Regions from separate parts of the Homo sapiens genome. Here region 2 is linked to region 1. Evidence: chromatin loops called from intact Hi-C (ENCODE). Cell type or tissue: natural killer cell. All regions are shown on one strand. Region 1 overlaps SLC4A5 (solute carrier family 4 member 5). Region 2 overlaps HTRA2 (HtrA serine peptidase 2).

What was found. Hi-C counts contacts between places; a loop is a spot of excess contacts. Peaks named below come from ENCODE experiments on the same cell type or tissue, not always from the same donor. Only the 100,000 strongest peaks of a DNase experiment are listed, where the experiment ranks them.
Region 2: it touches region 1 in a loop (13-fold over the local background); 13 of 110 quality-filtered maps call a loop at or near these places.

The regions. Positions count from the first base shown.
Region 1 is chr2:74,248,703-74,251,202 of GRCh38, reverse strand. It overlaps SLC4A5 (solute carrier family 4 member 5), which reads left to right. Exons shown (of 31, transcript NM_133478.3): 17 at 686-860. Among named protein-coding and RNA genes, the nearest start is that of MTHFD2, 51 kb to the right of the region's middle. RefSeq lists enhancers at 622-681, 732-901. In natural killer cell, CTCF peaks have their summits at 741 and 947 (motif pointing left); a DNase peak (open chromatin) is centred at 892.
Region 2 is chr2:74,531,332-74,533,831 of GRCh38, reverse strand. HTRA2 (HtrA serine peptidase 2) reads right to left here. Exons shown (of 8, transcript NM_013247.5): 4 at 2,461-2,493; 5 at 2,130-2,235; 6 at 1,907-1,976; 7 at 1,118-1,213; 8 at 513-1,012. The coding sequence ends at 847. LOXL3 (lysyl oxidase like 3) reads left to right here. Exons shown (of 14, transcript NM_032603.5): 14 at 153-1,574. The coding sequence ends at 226. Among named protein-coding and RNA genes, the nearest start is that of HTRA2, 2.6 kb to the right of the region's middle. In natural killer cell, a CTCF peak has its summit at 1,367 (motif pointing right); a DNase peak (open chromatin) is centred at 1,401; H3K27ac peaks cover 743 bases.

The DNA.
Region 1 (2,500 bases):
GGGAGATGCTACTCGCATCTAGTAGGTAGCTGCTAAACATCCTGCAGTGCATGGGACAGCCCCTGCAGCAAAGGAGTATCCAGTCCAAAATATCAGCAGAACTGAGGTTGAGAAACTCTGCTCCATGCTAAGGACTGCATTAGGGGCTATGGGAATAGCAATCCCAGTAAACAGTGTCTCCAAACCTAAAATCTTCCACTCAGCTGTTCCAGATAGCAAAATCAAAAAACAAACAAATACCAACCAGTTATAAGGTTTAGGATCTGTTCTTAATGAATCTGTTATAATCTGGGATGCTTCTGTCACCGAAAGTTAGACACTCCTGTGTTCACCAAGAGCAGGCACCCTGCAGATGGTCAGGGATGTGAGGAGGACCACCATCTGTGGACCCCAGGACTTCCATTCTCCATGGAATGTTAGGTCTACCCCAGGACATATTCCCATCAGACTTTCCCTCTCCAAAACCCTCTATGTCCACCCTTCCCAATGTGGGTGGTGCCAACCACAAACTCAGTCCTACAGGAATTCATCCCTGGCCCTAAATGTTCTGGTGGAAAGATCTTTGCCCCATCCACCCTGGTCAAGTTCCTTTCCTCGCCCCAGACTCTGCAAGTTCTTGTAAATAGCCCTGCCCCTGCACTGGTGTTAGTGGTGAGAAAGCAGCCCCTGGGCCTGTCTTGAGCAGGTTCTTCGGTGGCCTGTGTCTGGATATCAAGAGGAAGTTGCCCTGGTTCCCAAGTGACTTCTATGATGGCTTCCACATTCAGTCCATCTCTGCCATCCTATTCATCTACCTCGGCTGTATCACCAACGCGATCACCTTTGGTGGGCTTCTGGGGGATGCCACCGACAATTATCAGGTGTGTGCGAGCCGGTGCCCTGAGTGTAAAAGTAAGATCTGCCGCCACCTGGTGGCAGCAGGAAGCTTCATCCTGTAATCCCAAAACCAAGGTTTCATCTACCATCCAGGTTGAGGCCATCACTATTTGTAATCCTTTACGCTTCAAGTAATAATAATATAATAAGACAATATTAAAAGATCTGAAGCTAAATCTCATTACTAAAGACCAAACTTAATGATTATTTAAATAGGTCAAACCGTTAAGGGGAATCATCTGCTGTGTTATTTGGTACTTTTCCCACTGATGCTGGAGTGAATTTAATCAGCACAATTAATGGAGTGCTAATTGTGGCCTTCTCCCCACACTTTTTAAAAACTAACCTTGAATTCTTAGTTTGGAGTTAAGACATTTTTAGAAGGATGGTAAGCTGTTGCCATGACAACAACTCAGGCCTCCCTGGGGAAAACAGCTCAGCAGACACCTGCCAATCTCCTAGGCAAGGGTCTTCTCCAATGGAGGCCTTCAAAGTAGAGCCATTGGAAAGCTCAGTACCCCAAGGAGAAGACCCATTTGTCAAGCTGCCTTTTGGGCATGTCCACATGGCTGCCCCTCAGGATTCCCCATGGCTGCCCCTCAGGATCCCCCAGTTCACACAGCTGACATTGCGTCCCTTATCTTCCCTCCTGACGTGCTGCTCCCTGCCCTTCCCCAGCACAGCAGGTGATACCGTGGTTCACCCAGCTGTCTACACCGGAAACTAAGCATTATCCTTGACTCATAAGTCCCAGCTGCCCCATGTGGCCCTCACCACATGGCCCTACCTGGCTCTCACGCCTCATCTCCCAGCATTCTCTTTCTCAGCATTCCTACCCTCCCCAACCATTCTACATTCTGTTTTCCATCAATCCTGATCATCTTTTGGTTCTTCAAGTACATGCTGTTTTTCAGCTCCAGACCTTTTAGACACTATTCCCTCTTCCTGGGACACTGTTTCTTATCACTCCACTTAACCCTATTCCCCTGGCCAATTCTCTGCTCATTTTTTGGATCTCAGCTTCCACTTATCTACTTCTAGGGAGGCCTTCCTGACTACATCTTTACCTCTACTGCGTGCTCCTGTGGCACCCTAAACCTATCCCAGCACACCTCTTGGCAGTGGCTCTCAACCAGGGACAATTTTCACCCCAGGAGACATTTAACAATATCTAGAGACAGTTTTCATTGTTATAACTGGGAGGAGGGTTCCTACTGGTATCTAATGTGTAGAGGCTGTGGATGCTACTAAACACACTACAATACACAGGACAGACCCTCCACAGCAAAGAATCATCTAGCCCAAAATGTCCATTGTGCCGAGGTTGAGAAACCCTGCTATATGGGAATTGCCTGGTTACTTACCTGTGTCTCCCACTGGAATGAAGATATGTTATCTTGTTCAGTGATGGGTTCTCAATACCTTTCACAATGCCTGGTACACAGCAGACACTCAGCGGACTTTGAATAAATGAATGATCTGACCTCTAAAAGCACCAAACAGATGTTTAGATGAATGAATAATCAGATGGATAAATGGGCTGTCCTCTGGGAGTAGAATGGACACAGAGAAAAGCACATCCACTGTTTTCTAGGCCCTGGGTGCCAGAAGGAAGTCACATGGT
Region 2 (2,500 bases), 280 kb before region 1:
ACGTTCATTCTCTTTTCCATAGCTTGTTTCTCCATCTTCCCACCTTCCTGTAGAGCTCTCAGTCCCTCCACTTCTACCCACCCTTCTCCACAGTGCATCTATCTCCCTCCCTCTGTGCAGGGCGCCTCCCAAATTGCCTGTCCACTCTGCAGGTGATGCCTTCAGTGAAGAGGCCAACAGGAGGTTTGAACGCTACCCTGGCCAGACCAGCAACCAGATTATCTAAGTGCCACTGCCCTCTGCAAACCACCACTGGCCCCTAATGGCAGGGGTCTGAGGCTGCCATTACCTCAGGAGCTTACCAAGAAACCCATGTCAGCAACCGCACTCATCAGACCATGCACTATGGATGTGGAACTGTCAAGCAGAAGTTTTCACCCTCCTTCAGAGGCCAGCTGTCAGTATCTGTAGCCAAGCATGGGAATCTTTGCTCCCAGGCCCAGCACCGAGCAGAACAGACCAGAGCCCACCACACCACAAAGAGCAGCACCTGACTAACTGCCCACAAAAGATGGCAGCAGCTCATTTTCTTTAATAGGAGGTCAGGATGGTCAGCTCCAGTATCTCCCCTAAGTTTAGGGGGATACAGCTTTACCTCTAGCCTTTTGGTGGGGGAAAAGATCCAGCCCTCCCACCTCATTTTTTACTATAATATGTTGCTAGGTATAATTTTATTTTATATAAAAAGTGTTTCTGTGATTCTTCAGAGCCCAGGAGTCAGTGCTGGTGGTTGGAGGGACCTGCCCCCACTGGTTCATTTAACCCTCTGTCTCGGTGCCCTCAGAACCTCAGCCAGAAAGGCAAGGAGGAAATCAGAGCAGGAGCCTCATACTCTTGGTGATCTATTCATTCTGTGACCTCAGGGGTCACATATAAGGTCAGTGTTTCTCGTCCCCGCCGGATCTGCACTGCCAACTGGGATTGGGTTCGAACAGCTTCATAAACATCTTCAGCATTTTGTACCATCTGCTCCCCAATGGCCAAAATCACATCACCAGGCCGCAGACCAGCCCTATAGAGAAAAATGGACAGAGAGAAAGGAAGGAGTACAAAGCCTAGTTCAAGGACACATGCACACCTTGCCCATCCCCATATCACACTGCAGCCTCTCCCTCACCGGTGTGCAGGGGAGCCCAGGATGACTTTATGGATGAGTACACCATGCTGAACATCGGGAAAGCTTGGTTCTCGAAGCTGTAGTTCAGCAAGGATGCTGAAAGTACACAGATCACCCTATTAGCCAAACCCAGGCATTCTCCCCATCCTGAGTTCCACCTCAAGTCTCTCATCAACACATTGATAAATATATGGACAGGACATGGGCTAGGTACTACAAAATACAATGGCAACTCACTTTCTGTCTTCTAGCAATAAAGTGCAACATGTACATAAAAGATGTACACCACATGAGGGCACCAAATGACAAACAGTGTTAAATCAATAGCACTAATGTCATTCTAGAATACTAAGAGAAGCTTTAAGGGGAAAGAACTTAAGTTGAGCCTAAAAGGATGGATCTGATATTAACCATATAAAACAAGAACAGCATAAATAAAAAACATGGGAGTAGGAAATCAGGTTGGCTGAGTATTCATATAGGAAGGTATTACAGCCAGGTCTAGAAAGTTGATTTACAGACAGATGGAAAATGGCCCTTAAATGCCAAGTTAATGGATTGAAGGCTTGAAATCAAAGCAGTAACAGGATGAAATCAATCTGGTGACAGGTGTACAAAGTGGAGTGGGATAAGAAAGTCAAGATGATGAAGGGAGACAGCTCTTGTGATTATTTCAAGTGTGACACAGTTCATCTTAGATAAAGACAGAAATGAGAACAAAGCTCAATAGAGGTGCCCCCCTCTGATTACACTGGTCACATTACATGTCACTGTCCCTAAAGCTCATACCTGGGACTCAGGGTCAGCATCATCACCCCAATGTAGCGCCGCTGGGACCCACTGATTCCGGAGGAGGAATCTGTGACAGAGGGACAAATGAGCCCCACCCAGCTACATCCTTCCTTCCCTGCCCTCTTCTCCCAGTAGACCACCCTCCAGGAAGTCCCACTGAATGCCCTTCCCCTATTTCCACCACATTAAAGGAACCCGTTTCCCCATAAGGCAGGCTCACTCTTCTTTTCCCCACGATGCAGAAACTCTCGAAGACGATCAGAAGGGATGGCAAAGGAGATTCCAGCTGTGACCTTCATGGTGTTCACTCCAATCACCTCCCCATCCTGCAGGGATACAGCCCCCAGTTCCCTAGCCTAAACAAATAGTAGGGGATGGGGGCACCCGAACAAAAGTACCAGCAAGTGTTGGGGAGATCTGGTTGGATATTGAGAGATAGCCAACAAAGAACTGCTCAGAAACTTGACCAAACATCCTTGAATTAGGGGAAACCTACCCTTCCCACACTGACCTGGGGCAGGGATTCTTGGAAGGAAGGATGTCTCACTCACCAGGTTAACCAGGGGACCTCCAGAGTTTCCAAACTGTAGG